Linked DNA regions of Homo sapiens: region 1 is linked to region 2. The links are chromatin loops, found by intact Hi-C in ENCODE. Cell type or tissue: MCF 10A. All regions are shown on one strand. Each heading gives the region's core, and the rest is flanking DNA. Links, peaks and the distances in the headings are about the cores only.

Evidence for each region. A loop is a pair of places that touch in the nucleus more often than their neighbours do. Peaks named below come from ENCODE experiments on the same cell type or tissue, not always from the same donor. Only the 100,000 strongest peaks of a DNase experiment are listed, where the experiment ranks them.
Region 1: it touches region 2 in a loop (31-fold over the local background); 14 of 110 quality-filtered maps call a loop at or near these places.

What each region holds. Positions count from the first base shown.
Region 1 is chr12:24,832,484-24,841,120 of GRCh38, forward strand. It overlaps BCAT1 (branched chain amino acid transaminase 1), which reads right to left. Exons shown (of 11, transcript NM_005504.7): 8 at 4,028-4,113; 9 at 240-380. It overlaps BCAT1-AS1 (BCAT1 antisense RNA 1), which reads left to right. Exons shown (of 4, transcript XR_007063245.1): 4 at 3,994-4,072. Among named protein-coding and RNA genes, the nearest start is that of BCAT1-AS1, 17 kb to the left of the region's middle. RefSeq lists a silencer at 7,129-7,318. In MCF 10A, for the core only: a CTCF peak has its summit at 4,082 (motif pointing left); DNase peaks (open chromatin) are centred at 4,078 and 6,248.
Region 2 is chr12:23,199,941-23,208,577 of GRCh38, forward strand. No RefSeq gene overlaps it. Among named protein-coding and RNA genes, the nearest start is that of LINC02955, 500 kb to the left of the region's middle. In MCF 10A, for the core only: a CTCF peak has its summit at 5,445 (motif pointing right); a DNase peak (open chromatin) is centred at 5,461.

The sequences.
Region 1 (8,637 bases), core at 238-8,237, 1.6 Mb after region 2:
TGCGTGAGCCCAGGAGTTTGAGGCTGCAGTGAGCTATGATCACACCAGTGAATAGCCACTGCACTCCAGCCTGGGCAACACAGCGAGACTCCATCTCTTTAAAATAAAGAAAAACAACAACAACGACAAAACTTTTGCATCTTGGGTCTGGGTCCAGATACAATTTTATTCATACACTTAAATTAAATGTAATTTAATGTGATTGGAAATGATAGGAAATGAGGAAATACTTGTCGTACCTCGCCTTTGTACAGTATATCAGAAACTGGGCAAACAACACAGGCTGTACCAGAGCCAAACATCTCTCTCACTCTGTTCCCCTCCAGGGCTGTTGTCAAGTCATCCATGGTGAGGTATCTCTCTGACACCTTAAATTCACCCTGCATGGAATATAAAAAATAACAAGTATATTTTAAAGGAAAAGGCATGCAAAACAATTGCAATACTTACTGTTCTGCTTAACATTCTGATTGCACTTAGACAAGGTCACAATCATCCTTTAAGGGAAAGCTGGAAGTGGCACACCATCTTACTGGTGAACACATCGAGGTGTTAAGTAACCTACTTCAAGGTCACAGATTTATATATGAGATTATCAGAATATAAAATATAAGATTATCACCACAAGACACATGGTATACTTTAACATATGCCTTCTTTTTTGCCTTCTTATTTGTTAACTTGTATAAAGTCTCACAAAATTGATGCATCCCAAATGCTGCTTGATGCATGCTCCGTGTTAACAGTGTCTTAGGCCGGGCACGGTGGCTCATGCCTGTAATCTCTGCATTTGGGGAGGCTGAGGCAGGCAGATTACTTGAGGTCAGGAGTTTGAGACCAGCCTGGCCAACCTGGTAAAACCCTGTCTCTACTAAAAATACAAAAATTAGCCAGGCATGGTGGCGGGTGCCTGTAATCCCAGCTACTCAGGAGGCTGAGGCAGGAGAATCGCTTGAACTCAGGAGGCAGAGGTTGCAGTGAACCAAGATCACGTCACTGCAGTCCAGCCTGGGTGACGGAGTGAGACTCTGTCTCCAAAAACAAAACAAAACAAAAAAATCAGTGTCTTAAAACCTACTTTACCATAAAGGAGAACAATGTATTATATAATATTAATAATTATAGCTACCATTTATCAAGCACCCGCTATTATGCCAAGTTCTGTAATTTTAAGGGTGAGTACTATCATCCCCATTTTACAGATGAGGAAACTAAGGTTCAAGGAGGTTGAAGGGCATCTCCAGGGCCACAAAGGAAGTAAGTGACAGAAACTCAATTTGAACCCAGGTCTGATCTGATTGGCTCCAAATTTGGTACTCTTTCTACGTTTGTCTCTTTCTTTTTTTTTTTTTTTTAAGACAGGGTCTTGCCCTGTCACCCAGGCTGGAATGCAGTGGCATAATCTTGGCTCATTGCAGCCTCGACCTCCCAGGCCCAAGTGATCCTCCTGTCTCAGTCTCCTGAGCACCTGGGACTACAGGTGTATGCTGCCATGCCCAACTAGGTTTTATATTTTATATTTTATTTTGTAAAGATAGGGGTCTCCCTATGTTGCCCAGGCTGGGCTCATGTGATCCTCCCACCTCAGCCTCCCAAAGTGCCAAAGTGCTGGGATTATAGTTGTGAGCCACTGTGCACGGCTTACCTATATCTTTTATGGAATAAAGAACAGACTGAGTTCAAATATCTGAAATACTCATTATTTTTAAACGTTGAATGTATATTTGGACTTTATTTGAGAAATTGTATTGTATGTATTTTTTTTCCTAATATGACTAACAGTTGACTTTACAGTGACAATTCTCTTCCTTCTCTTTCAGTATCACATTCAGTTGATTTTCATCATGGAATTAGTGGTATAACCTCATTGACTTCTGCCAAAGTGTTTGAATATATTCTTTGCTCAAGGATAGGAAATGGGAAAAAGATCCTTTTAAGCTATGTGTTTAAACTATCTGTTTAATTCTTGTTCTTTTACCTCAGTGGTTCAAGTTCAAAGTTTGTCAACAAGTTATTTGAATAAAGGGCAATAAAAATAGAGAGGTTTAAAAAAATAAGATGAGTATTTTTTCTTAATTTATAAACCCACAAGAGATAAAAATGGAAATCAAAGCTCTTGGCAATATTCAAAATATTTGAATATTTAAAAGAAGAACTCATGCTGTAAGTAGATTTGGAAGAGCAGGAAAATATATCTGCAATAGAAATATGGCTCTTTGAAAGTTTCAATTTCTCTCAGTCTACAATTGCAATTATGTTGTTCAAAAGTAAATGAACTGCAGAAAATCAGGCAAATTAATTGAAAACAAGCTGAGTTCTGTGTCCTGAAAAAGAAAAGAAAAGAAAACTCTTTTGTAAATAAGCAGAATTGTTTTTGCTCTGCTCACCCTTACTTATCTTTGGACAATTTCCCCTATCTGGCAAATAGTGGTGACCCCCTACATGCCTCTTGGCATTTCACGTCTCATGTTTTAAAATAGCTTTTAAAATAAATTACAGCTATGAAGTCAAGAAAAAATTTCCTCCATAATAACCTATTTTTCATGCTAGCAAATCATTAGTGTGGGAAAGTATTTCCACTTGCAACTTGTCGTCGAACCTTCTGTACTTGGTTGATATTTTTCTTTAATAAAACAAAAATTACTGAGCTTCAAAAATATCTTTCCAATTGCAAACATATTTAGGACAGGGCAAGCTGTTTGAAAATTATACCAACGGTTTGTAAATGTCATGCCCAATGCGCCAGCCAGCATGTAGCAGTTGGGTCTTGTCTACTTCAGGGTTTTGTAGAATTATTTATAGCACATTTCATCTATTTTGAAAGTCTTTTCCAGAGAAACCATGCTGGTATGCTCCTAGATAACGTGTGTGTTTCTAAACATTTGTCCTATTACTACTAGTACTCTTTGACCACAGTAAGCTCAAAGCCTTTTCATGTTCTTTGGAGACCATTTTAACACCTGGGTCAAAAGTTCCATCCAAGAACCTTTACCAGACACCCAATTCATTCAATAATTTGTCTTGAATACATTACGTCATTTCCAAAACCAAACCTTTTTAAATTTTATTTTATTTATTTATTTATTTATTTATTTATTTATTTATTTATTTAATTTACTTTTAGAGACATGGTCTCACCCTGTATTCAGGCTGTAGTGCAGTGGCTTGATCATAGCTCACTGCGACCTTGACCTCCAGATCTTATGCCATCCTCCCACCTCAGCCCCTCCAAGTAGCTGGGACTACAGGCATGTACCACCATGTTCAGCTAATGTTTTTGATTTTTTTGTAGATTCGGGGTCTCACTATGTTGCCCAGGCTGGTCTCGAATTCCTGGGCTTAAGTGATCCTCCTGCCTTGGCCTCCCAAAATGCTAGAATTATAGGCATGAACCACTGCACCCGGTCCACCAAATTGTTTAATATGCTTGCCTGTGTCACACGAATTTGAAAGTCTACTGAAAACAACTTTACATTTGCTTGCATGTTCTGATTTTAAAATAGGCATGTATATGAATTTTGGAGGATGGGGGTAGGACAGAGAGAAAAAGAAGGCAGTCAAACCAATAATGTTATATTAGTAAACATTTATATGTCAGTGAAATTATTTCATTTCTACGGCAAGCATGGTTACACTGGTATAAATAAAGGAAAGGAAGAAGTATCATTGCCATTTGGAAGCAACACAGACTTGGGAAGTTAAGGAATGTCTGGATGGAAGCACATCAGGTATGAACCAGACAAAAGTTGGTGGGAGATACCTGGTAGACTGAGACTACTACTAGAATACTTCTCCACTATGACATCTTGCTAAACTGGTTTCTCTCTGCCCTTGCTATCAACAATACTTATTTTAATAGTCTTGCCAAGAAAGCCCTTCTAGAAGAATACTTTTCATTCACGTTAGAATTTAAAGATTAGATAACATTGGTTGGAACCACAGGATATTATTTCAACACTAGGCTGGGCTTATTTTGATTATTTTTTATTTCAGGCTTACAAAAGTTGTTCATATCAAAGGCACCCACCCACTGATGTGCCAGGTCCAGAATGCACCGCCTTGTCACTCCTGGAAGAATGATGCCATCTAGTGGAGGAGTTGCCAGTTCTTCTTCTGTCAATCAGAAATTGGGACATTTTCAAACTTTCACTACATTAGGCATGCCTTATTATCAATAGCCATTTTTTTAAAAAACCATCACAATTTTGCTAGCAACAAACATAAAGAAAATTTTACTGTTCTGCATGATCAAATTTCCCAAATCAGTTCACACTTCAGGTAGACCCTTATTTAAAAAAAGAAGAAAGAAGGAAGGAAGGAAAGAAGGAAGGAAGGAAAGAAGGAAGGAAGGAAGGAGAGAGAGAGAAAGAAAGGAAGGAAGGAAGGAAAGAGAAAGAGAAAGAAAGAAAGAAAGAAAAGAAAGAGAGAAAGAAAGAAAGAAAGAAAGAAAGAAAGAAAGAAAGAAAGAAAGAAAAGAGAAAGAAAGAAAGAGAGAGAGGGAGGGAGGGAGGAAGGAACGAAGGAAGGAAGAAAGAAAAAAGAAAGAAAGAAAGAAAAAAGAAAAGAAAAGAAAGAGAGAAGGAAAGAAAGAGAGAGGGAGGGAGGGAGGGAGAAAGGAAGGAAGAAAGAGAAGGAAGGGAGGAAGGGGGGAGGGAAGGAAGGAAAGTTATCTAATCATCTTCAGTTTACCCTTAACCAGTAAAATAATGAGATGGTTTTCCACCAACAAACAGTAAGAGTTATTGCATGGTCTTAAGAGGAATATTCTGAAGTGAAAATTTACCTTAGCAGATGAAAGGTGGTTACTAATTAGAATAATGTAGATAGGGTCTTACTCAGAAAAACTGGTCATTACCAAACCTTCTAAGAATGCTATGGAGGAGGCTATCCCCAAGAAGTGTGCGTGCCTACTCAGGCTGGTCACTGCTTCCACGCTGCCCTTGGAAAGTCTAATTTTTTTTTTTTTTTTTTTTTTTTAGGTTACCCAGGCTGGAGTGCAGTGGCACCATCTCAGCTCACTGCACCCTCTGCCTCCCAGGGTCAAGTGATTCTCCTGCCTCAGCCTCCTGAGTAGCTGGGATTACAGGTACGCGCCACCACGCCTGGCTAATTTTTGTATTTTTAGTAGAGACGGGGTTTCACCATGTTGGTCAGGCTGGTCTCGAACTCCTGAGCTCAGATGATCTGCCCACTTCGGCCTCCCAAAGTGCTGAGATTACAGATGTGAGCCACCGCACCCAGCCTAAGAGTCTATCTTTAGTGATTTTCAAACCTGGTGGAGCATCAGCAACAAGTATGGAGATGCTGCCTTTGCTCTCTGAGATTCAAATGTAATGGGCTTATCAGAGTGAGCTCAAGCACGTGTACGGTTAAAAAAGAAGACATTCAAGAAACAAAACTCCAAAGCTGAGCTACTGCTCTACTGTGAGATGACTGCAGACATCCCTAACTACTGTGAGGTCTAGTAGGACAATTGTTCACAGGCATCATGCATGATCCATCAGCTGCACAAGCTCTCCTTACAGTACCCTCTGGCACTCAGCATCTCCCTTTCCTCCCCACTTCTGACACCCAGGAGTCTGAATCTAGTGAGTCCTGACACTGAGGCCACCACCCTCTCCCTCAATACATGGTGGTTCTAGGCTCGCCCACTCCACTGGGGTTACATCAGACATGCCCAACAATCAAGCTCTATCTGGAATACCAAACTCTATCTTCATCCTTCTATCCTCAAAACTGGGCATTGTGCCTAGCCCAGAGTGTATATAATAAATGTTTTTGAGTAAAAAATAAACGAATAAGTTATCTTTGCTAGGATACAGCAGTATGGCTTTTTTGAATTTTGTTTCTGAAAATCATCTGCTGAAAATTGCTTTCTGGAAAGGAGAAAATTTGTTCTTGGCAATGTTCTTAGGGCTACTCTTTGTCATGTTTAGAAGTGTTGATGATCTCAAAATAAACATGTGTTTTGCAATAGCTAGCCAACTAGATACATAAATGTATGGATCTATTTGTGTGTGTATATATATGTACACACACACACACACTTCCAGTGCCCCCAAACCGGACCTTTCCTAAAGCTTGCTGAGCCCTGAGACTACATGAAGTTAAATGAAAACAGCAGCCCCGCATGTGCAAGTGCTGTTTTGTGAAACATGTTTAACACCCAGAACTGTAACCACTAGCCTGAGGTCAAGGAACAGAACATCTGCTTCTCTGGTTGCCAGACAGAGATGATGACATGACAACATTTGGGTGAGAAATATTCATTTTCCTCTGCAACCACAAACATACTTACAAGAGCCAGAAATCACTCCAGATTGCCCAACATGAGGAAAACAGAACCTACAAATGCAGCTTGTTTTTGACAAAGAAGTCATTTTTAGGAGATGAGGAATTTAGAAGCAATAACAGCAGGATTCATCTGTGACTTCCCAAAGTCAAACACTAATGGAAACCAGGAATGTAGGTCTGCATAAGTGCCCTAAACACCATCAGCACAATTAGCCATTTATTCTACAAATACATATTGAGTGCTGTTTACCGTTTTAAGCTCTATGAATACAGCAGTGAACAAAACTGACATATCTCCCTGCTTACTTTCTAATAGACACAGGTAAACATTTATTGTGTTGATAGTATGTTAGACTACACAGGGGGAAACAAAGAAGGAAAAGCAATGGAGAATGCTGGAATGCTGAGGAGAAATGGGAAATGGAGTTTATGATTTTGATTAAGAGCTCAAGGAAAGCCAGACTGAGAATGGGATTTGTAAGCAAAGATTTGGAGGATGTCAAAGAGCAAGCGGTACAGACATCTGAGGAAGAGTGCTCCAAGTCGAGTCCGTATACACGCCTGACGTGTCCGAGAAGACTCATGATGTGGCCTGAGCAATACCGAGATTCACTGCTGTGGTTGTTTTCCCAAAGTGACTGTGAACTCAACCACAAGGCCTGGGTCTTATTTTTCAGGGTATCTCCAGGGTCCAGGATATGATACAATGCTTTGTTCAAATGGTGAATAGCAAGCGTATGGGTTAAATTACTCATCAACAGAGTGATGATGTGTGATCTTGCCACCATGGGTGCTGTTACTGAAATCAAAACTCCCATGAGTTACAAGCTGAGTGCCACACATAGTGACTGTGCACAGCACTGTGCTTTGAACACACACTATCCACCACCCCATCCACCTTCCTGCACCAGCCATCTCAACCAACAGGAGCAGTGTGTGTGGGCGCTCATGAAAAGACGGCAGGCTATTACCGAAAGAACTCTGTTTATACCTCCTATCGGTAACGTTTGTGAAAATCAGTATTGTGCTGATTTTCAACTCGTTTGTTCATTGTATTTTCTTAAAATCATATGATATAAATCAAAGTTACTTCAGAATTGCATGTCTTTTTTTTTAGCCCAAAGGTTTTTCCTAACATTCTATTTACTTCAAATATATATTCTATTTCCTTTCTCCTTATTCTGAATTTTATTTGTTCTGTTAGATGAACATCCCCAAAGTGAAGGAGTATATTAAAACTAAAGTTATCCCAGGCAACCATAATCTGAATAGTAACTAACAGTCTTAAGGTCTTGTATATTTTGCAAGAGGCAGAAGACAAACTCACTCATTTCTATTCTGACCTTTAAAAGCCATGGTGGAAATGTTTCATGATTATTGTTTGGATAAAGAACAATTTTCCACCAGGACAGTTTCTGGTGTTTCTGGTTAAATCATGTAGCTCTGATTCAGAGTGTACTTAAATTCTGACATCTCCCATCCATAAAAATAATGATGGTACCACCTCTGAATGATGTAACTGTTTTTGTTTTGAGCTGTGTGGTTTTTTGGTGGAGTTTGGGGTGGGGGTAAGAGTGGGCAGATGGGAAGAAGGGTTGAATCGGCCTATTATCTTCTAAGTGCAGAGGTCAACACTGGCTACAATCTTCCAAGTGTAGCTTTTGTTATATGTCACATACAGTAACTCAAATTTATAAATCATAAATATTCCTGTATAAATTTTATTTTCAAACAGTGCCAAGTACAAACAGCAGGAATGGAAGGATGAGAATGATCTGTATCTGGTTTTTCATATGCCAAGGACTACCAATGGCCAAGCCCAGGACAAGGCTTACTCACCATATCTTCTGTTTATTCTACCTCTGACTGCAGTATAAGACTCATCTTGTTAGTCTCTGCAACTAACACTAAAATTAGTACTTAGCTCTGAATTCAGCCACATCTAAATTACCATTTTCCTCTTTTTGTAGCCAAATAACATTAGAGCAAGAGAGGCTACTGTAGCTACTTTCAAATATAAACTGCATTTTAAAAAATTTAATTGAAACTACTAACACTGAGACTTCATAAGTATTTGGAAACATCATTTATATTTCTAGTCTCTATAATTACTACTGTGAAATGAACAACCTAAGAATGTAAACAAGTCTAAAAATACGCTTCTAAATTTGGTATGATTATCAAAATTCTAATAGAAATAAATGCCTGTTTTTCTCCCACCGTTGGCCATTTAATTCAATATCATACACGTTGCCAACACTTCACTGAACCCCTATGGTCTCTGCCAACTAATAAAAAAAAACAGCAAAGAAAAGTAATGAGTACTCAGGATATTAAAGATAA
Region 2 (8,637 bases), core at 501-8,500:
TGCATGTAATCACTACCGGAATGTAGAAGTATCGCAGGCCTCAAAATACCATTATGAATCACCATAGGGAGGAAAGCTGCCCATCGGTCAAAAGCAGTTACATGGGTTGTTTCATGAGAAAGAAATAAACTTATTTTGTAAACCACTGAAAATTTTGTGTTTGCTATAGCCATTGATGTTAGCCTAGGTAATAAACATCAACACAGTCTGTTCTTTCTTCAATCCTTTGACTTTCCTGAGGCCTGTTCTACCCAATCTTTGTGTATCACTGAACATTAATACAACTATACTATAGAATCCACAGTTCACACTGAAATTTAACTGGTGGTTCCAACGTTATCCTTCATAGTGTTTCCCCTGCTCCGGGATCCAATCAAGGAGCATGCATTGCATTTAGATTTCATCTCTTTTCAGCATTCTTAAATTAGAAATGGCCCCTCAGCCTTTCTTTATCTTCCTTGGCCTAATATTTCTGAAGAGTGTATTTGGTTACATTTTAGAATATGTCCCTTCTTTTGGGCTTTTCTGTTTCTTCTCGTGATCATGTTCATACAAGGTATGGTTAAAACTATAAACAAAAGCAAAGATCTCATAACATTCCAAATGTGAATATTAAATACAATCAGGCACTAGATAATTTACGTTAGGACCCTCACCTATCAATGGGAGTATTCATTCAAACTCTGAAACTCATAAATACAAGGTAAGTGTGCCATTGGAGATTTCTCAGTAATTTTTACAGACTCTCAACTTGACAAAGATAAATAAGTCTCTTGCTTGTGTTGGATTTGCTTTTGCCTAGGCTCCCTAAAAAGCAGAGCCTGAGTCAAGGGTTAAGTGCTGATGCCTTATTGGGAGCCACAAATCCAAGGAAGCAAGGGTGAGACCGAGGCAAGGATGCAGAAAGAATGGGAAGCAATGTGATGTGGTGCATTATGCTCAGCCTCCACTTCTAGATGAAACTCAGAGACCCAGAAGATTACTTAGCGGGAACGTCTGCTCAGCAGCACACATGATACTTCTCTGGACAGACTATATGTCAAAGCCTCAGGGCAGTTCACAAACTGGATAAACAACAGAGAATCACTACCCAGCTCCCCAGCTCCTGACCCATAGGTCAGAGTTCACACATGAAACATTAATTCTCCTGAATTTCTGGATAGCAGCATCATCTGGACCATTCGGTGATGACTTGGGAGACAGATTCCAAAAACTCTGAGCATGAGTTTTGTTGACTTGCTGAGGGACAGAGATTTAAGAGACAGAGAGAAAGAAAGAGAGAGAGAGAGTGCCAAGCACTCCTAGGGTAAGTAACTGGCTGGCCTCAGGCAGTAAAAAACACATGGACAGACAGACTGGCTGGCTAGACCTGATGGAAATCAAAAGGGACACATATCTTATCTTGTCAGATGCAGTACATTTCTTCTCTGAGTCTGTTTTCTTAATTTTTTGGCAATGCATGGCTGAGTATTTTAAAGCATCTTCATTTCAAACTTCTAAAATAGACAACTGACGCAAGTAGACCTACCAAATATTGTAGCTGTTTTACAGTTTACAGTATATGAAGATTTGGCCCCTTATATAATGATTCAGCAAAGATAAAGAACATTGCATAAGCTGAGCATGCGATTTTGTGCCTTTAAGTATTTTAAAGGACAGTGTGGGGGAAGTGGCAAGAGATAGCTCTTCTATTCCAGTGACAAAAAGAGAATCATTGTGGAGGATTTTAATGTCCTAATTAAGGTTCATAATGACTTGCACAAATACAGAAACTCAATGAAGAAAAAAATAATAGAGTGGGTCAGGAGATTAGAAATATGCTCAAGAAATTTTGTCTTTTAATGAAATGGCTGAATTGGATATAGCAGCTCAAGGTGAAAGATTCAGTGAGTTGGCCTGTTGTATGAGAAGTGAGCAAGGGTGTTTTAGAATCTATTGATTGAAGAATGTTTCCATTGTATAAAACTGGGAATTAGATGAGACGAAAAGGCGACTTCATCAAATGGAGTCTTGAAAGATTTACAGAATCCAAGAAGCAATCCAAAGACACTCTTACTTTGATCTAGTTTTCCAGAATATAAAAAGTGTGTTTTGTGATGTTACCAGGTCAGTGCCAGCTCCCTGTAACTTTCTATTATGGAAGGAAGAGAATGATGTGAGAAAGAGGGAAAGACACATATATGCAGATATTATATTTATTCTTTTTCCAGAAAACTAGCCTCAAAACCTCAACTTCATGTCCTCTATGAAGAGAATCAATTAATTCAGTAGCTAGTAAAGAATGAATGAAACGATCATCTTTTTTTTCAGTAGAATGGTTTAATTAAGTAGTTAAGTAAAAAAGAAGCATATGGAATACTTTGGCTTGCTTTTCAATAACTTCTGGAACAGAAACAAAGGTCCACTTGTTTAAGATCTCAAACAAAATAATTCTAAATATGGCATTTAAAAACAAACACAATAAAATTCAATCCTTAACCAAAGATCCATAAAAGACAAACAACTAAAGTAATTGTTTTTACTGCTGTTATTATAAGTAATAATTTCATTTATTTCATGATGAGTTTTGCTTAGCTACAGTGGTTTTCCATAAAAGAAAAACATTGAGGTTTTTTTGGTGGTAATGAAGAGGAAAGAATATATAACATTTTTTAAGTGTGGAATTAATTATTTTGAAAAAAGTGTCAGAAGTATAAATTATCTGAAAGAAATATATCTGCTATAAAATTCCCAACTTATGTAATTGTATGTCTATAAATATTATTTTAATAATCATTTTGCTTATATTGCCAGTTGTGTTGAACCAAAGCTCAGAAATAGAAAAGTCACTCAATAAGAGTGACATCATGGGGCTTCCATATTCTCCCTCAATGACTTCCAGATCAAATTTTCTCAGTGTATAAATGAAAAGATGATGTTTCTAACAGCCAGCCCTGCAGACTCGACCTGGGATCTGAAGATCCAGCTGTGTTCACTTTGCTTCTTCTACCGTCACTGTAATGAACATGCTACATGGCTGACAACTGTGTTGATGGTGCGTGAGGTTGAATATAATCTAGCTTGTCTCTTCTGTGAAGGATTTTCTGACTCTGCTAGCCTAAGAAGAATAAAGAAAAATGAGTATATTTTGGTCTTTTAAAAATGTTTGTTTGTATCTCTTGAGCGGGATTAGAAAGAAACTGGAAAACACACAGAGCGCAAAATTACTGACTAAGACAATTATTTTACAGAGACACTTTGAATCCTTCTCCACATAATCCATTCTCTATCAAGGGATGATAATTGAGACTCTATGCACCTCACCAAAGAACAACCCACACACTTGTCACTGCTGTGATGAAGGATGATATCTGTGGGCAACAAAATATTTAAAAGTTTAATTCTCATCTGATGTCACAAAATGCAAGTAATTTAAAGTCACCCATGTGCTAAGAGAACAGCAAGTTTTTTATCATTCAAAATTCTTATTCTCTGGAGCATTTTACTTCCCATTATTGTGATCATAGAACTCATATCTGCCCTGAGCCATCTATATTCATATCCATTGTCTATCCACAATCGTTTTTTCAGATATTTTTGCCCCCTTTCTGTTTCCTTTCTCTCACCACAAAAATCTGCCTGCTGCTTTCCTCTTAATCTATCCCCACCACACTGAGGCTGTCAAGAGAGGAGTAAATAGGAAGAACTTAGAAAATAGGGGTTTAAGGAGCTTACATGGAAGCATGATGCACAAAACCCAAGGGTCAGGGATGTGTAAATCTTTGTAAGGATGTGTTCTCATGGACTACAAAGTAAATCTGAGCTGGGCTCAAGGAGCCAATCCCACTTGTTGTGCTTCACCCTACTTCCCTTCCTCTTTATGCATTCAGGTTTCAGCTCAAATGCCCAGAAATACAGGTTCTTCCCTGCACTATTAACTCTTCATCACATCAGCTGTTTATTTCCTTCTTGTGACTTAGCACAATCTATAATTATCTTGTCTATTAATTAATTAATTTTTAGAGATGGGGATTTCGTTATGTTCCTCAGGCTGGTCTTGAGCACTTCAGCTCAAGCGATCTTCCTGCCTCAGTCTCTTGAGTAGCTGGGGTTATAGGTGAGTGTCAATGCACCTGGCATTGTCTATTAATTTCATTTTTATATATCATTCTACTAGATTGCAACCTTCCTGAGGTTAGGGACTCCATAATTGGATCTTAATAAATATTTTAAAGAAGGAATAAGATGTATTGAAAAGACAATGGATGGGAAAGTGAAGTGTGGCCAAAATGAACAGAGAAAGCATTTCAATGAAGGGAAAGAACAGATCCTATAACTAGAAGCTGAGATTTGTGTTCTAAAGTGACATAGTGTCCTGATCTGAGCATCAATAGGCACAGGAGCTACTCAGCTTCTTCACTGACTGACCATACCATTGTGTAAGTAGATTTTCAAAGAGGATTGGAACATTGGGAAGAAGTGGTAATCAGTGATTTGGTGGTTCTCAAGAAAACTAAAACATCATATTTTAAACTGGATAAGTGAGCCAAGCTGAGAGAGCGAGAGGCTGCTCTTTGGGTCTGGAATCTGGTGCTGGTTGTTCGATTTGTGGTGAGATGGAGTGTTCTGGCAGATAGGGGGCTTAGCACAGCAGAGGGGAGATAAGAGAATTTGTGACTCAGTGCTGTTTGTGCTTTGCTAGTCCCCGGCTCTTCTTCAAGCCCCAGATTTACTTAGCCTTCAGGAGACTGGAGCACCGAACACTTGAATAATAAAAATGTATTTAAATAAAAAAAGCTTATGAAAACATTTTGTAATATTTTTCAATCACTATATGTGAAAAGTAATGTAGCAGATACAATATGGAGTTTAGATTAAAACTCAAGTTTGAATCCACTTGATCTATCAATTACTGGCTTGGAGACTTTAAACAATTATTTCATTTATCTTAAGAGAGTTCCTCCATCTGTAACATAAGGATACTGATAATGGAGCTGTTGTAAAGGTATAAGACATTGTGAACATATTTTTCCAACTCTAAAATTGTAAACACATTTTAATAATTACTACATCTTTTAACACAGAAATTGATGTTCTTGAAGAGTTCAGCTCAGTTGACCACCACATATTATAATTCAGTTTTTAAGGATGTGGGTTCTGATGTCAGGCTAGCTGGATCAGAAGCCTTAACTTTCCAGTGCCTCAAACTTTTTATCTCTAAAATGGGTATAAAGATAGGGTGTACTTCACATGATTGTCTTGAATATGAAATAATATAGTCCGTATCAAACCCTTAACACAGTGTCTAGAACACAGTAGGAGGCCCATCCATGTTCACAGGTATTTATTACTTTTATTAGCATTAGTTTTACAGGTATTAGTTTTACTTTCTGTTCACTATGGGATGTCCCTTGAGACTTCTTTTGCTCAAGTCCAGGTGCATTTACACGTGATGACCACTAGATGGCAGATGCACCATTTTTATTGCTCAGATTGGTACCCAGCAGCACTTTGTCCTTGGACTCTTCCTGGCATTCAAGGATCTTGGAGAACCCCAGAAACAGCACCTTGAGTGAAGTAATCAGATTATTTTTTTCTAGGAATAAGTCATTTGTAAGTGACGTCTATTAATATGCTTTGTGTTGTAATCATTCAGGATAACAGTTAAAAGAAAAAGGAAAAAAATATATATATATCAATAGGTTATACTTTCTCTTCTAACAATCTCCAAAAGGAAGGTAGGTGAAGGAGCATTTTCTTCTGAGAGTTTATGATGTGTATTCAATGTTAGAACTGATCTGTGGGTTTGAGGAAGAGAGAAAGATACTGAGCTAGACAATATGGAGTTTCTATCTTCATGCAGCTTACAGTCTAGGAAAAGAGAAACATAAAATGATATAATATGATATGATGTAACACATGATGATAATGATATGACAAAGGGATAATGCTGTCAATGATAACACAACATGGTCAATTCTGGTGCTGAACTAGTAACTGGTTACCGTGAGAGCTCGATTAACTCTGGGAGTTAGGGAAATGTTCACAAGAAGGTAACATTGGAGTTGGGCCTTGGAAGTGATGAAGGTAGTAGAAAATAAATAGGGAGAAGTAGTCTTCTAGTTCCCCATACCCCAAATGCACATATAAAGGCTTGAAGTTGTGAACGACCGTGGTGCATTTAGGGGAACAAGAGGAATGCCTGGGCTACGTCACGCAAAGCCTCAAATGATACAGAAGGACTAGCAGACAGTCTTAAAAGACGGAAGTTACAAGATCCAAATGAGTTGTTGGAAAATTACTTTGAGAAAATGGCTAAAGTTTTTGGAGGCATGAGACCTAAATTAATGCTAATCCATTTTGTCACAACCATGTCTTTATCTCCTCCTACTTCCCCCATCCTCGGTTTTGGAAATAGGTATTGGTAGATACCAAATAGCTCTTTGCCAAACATTCTGTTTTGAACCTAGAGTTAAGTCCTCCAACAGCCAGCTAAACTGCAGACAAATTTGCCCTACGAGTCCATTTGGGACCTTGGGGTAGGTTAAATGGGACGATCTTCCTGCCTCTCATTCCTATCATCTGATTACATAGGGCCTTTGGGACCATATTCAGTATTTTGCACTGTATTTGGAGTGCAATGGGAACTTTTGAATGAGTTCTGAGAGATGAGTGAAGAGAACTTGGGCTGAAATGAGGCCCGTGGATTAGAGGGTAGCCAGAGTGAGTGCCACTGCCTCAACAAGGCAAGGTGACTTTAACCCAATGCTAGTAGAATTGGAAAGAAGGGACAGATTTCTGATATGTTGAGTAATTAAAATACCAAACTTGGCAACCAATCAGATGTTGTGAGTCTCCCAGAAGGCACTGCTAATGAACATATCATTTCAGCTTGTCTCTTCATTGCTGAGTACTTTACATCAGGAGCAGCAACAGAAAAGGCCAAACCTCAAATCCGCTACTATAGATGTATTTTTATAGGCTCCTAATAAAAATGGGTCTTCATTACAAAATTTAATTGCTTTAAGAATCTTACTGACGTTTTAGCTCTCCTGTTGTGTTAGCTAAGAAAGTCAAGGGTACGCTGAGGTAACAGTGTTAAAATCATAGCGATTTAACACTGCATAGACTTATTCCCCCTTATGGGACATATTCAGTGTGAGTTAGTAAGAGGCTCAGCTCCACGTGGTCATTCAGGGAACCAGCCTGACGGAGGTTTAACCATCCTGTAGATGTACCTCTGAAACACAGGCCTTCCTCAGCTGCCATTGCAGGGGAAGGGAACTGAGAATCCCACCTGAAGCTTTTCATGCTGCAGCCAGAAGTGACATATTTCTACACACACATTCCACTGGATCAGTCACATGACCCCACCTAACTGCAAGAGAGCAAATAGAATATCTAGAGCATTACAGGCTCTACCTCCACGCCCCCACCCACCCCCAACACACACACACACACACACACACACACACACACACACGTGTCATTTTTCACAAAGAGAGATTTTTTTTTTTTCTAATTCTTCCTCTGAGATACTATCCCTGGGTGAGGAGGAGAGAGAAACTAAACCATAGTGAAAGGTGGCTCCTGGGTTGTCAGCAAGGCTCATTTACTGACTAAGGAACTTTTTCCTCCAAATAAGCAAGACTTAAAATTGGGCTTTAACAATTTTACAAAGACCTCAAGTCATGGGTTCTCAGGTTTGTAGGAAATGAGTGCATTAGAAACGAGAATGTTAAGGGTTGGCTGCAATGATTCGTCCTCCCTGGAGCACTGGGCTCGCCTTTTCTGGGTGTCTGAAGGTCGTTGGCTTCCTCTTTCCTCCACTCCTGGATCATCACCGAACAGAAGCTTTTCTAATTGAGATGTCAACTCTCAGTCAGATTGGCAGCTAAAGCCCCTTCTCAAGGCTCAGCTATTGAGTGAAAAAGGATTTAAACTGACATGAACGCCAACCTGGGCTGAGAACAAGTCTGTGAGGTAAATTTCTTCATCCTGACGGCTCCAAGCCTCTTTCAGATTCTCTATTATCTAACAGAGTCCTGCTTTGACTCCTTGAGTCATTGCTAGCTGCATACCCAGAGTCACTGCAGAGACATTGTTCTCATCCCATTTAGTTTGGTTCTAAATGAAAAGTAACACAAATGGAGTCAAGGGGTCTTTCTACCTGTGCGATTGGCTTCTACCCCCAAATGAAACCTTTTAAGGCTACCAGGCTGCTGTTTAGATTCACAGTGGCCTCAGCTTGGGAGGCCACCATGCTGCTGTTCCCTTTGGCCATCCCTATCCTCAGAGAACTTCCTTGTTTTACCACCCCCAGAAGCTCTTAAATTACATAATATGGAAAAAAAAGTGATTGCTTTGGAGATCAAATCTACATAACTGGGAATTTTAAAGATAATTTTTGGAAGATGTGTGTGTGTGTGTGTGTGTGTGTGTGTGTGTGTGTATTCCCCTTTGCTTCAAAATGCTATTGCTTGTCATATAGTAAAATGCCAAAAACATATTAGATAAAAATACTTCTGTCTGTGTGGTCACAGTTGAAGTGACTATGGCAAGTTATTTCTATGATTTATTTTCTCCCTTTGTAAAATGGAGTTTTTCCAAATGCAAATTGCCAATACTAAACACTGCCTAGATCATCAAGCTGTTTCA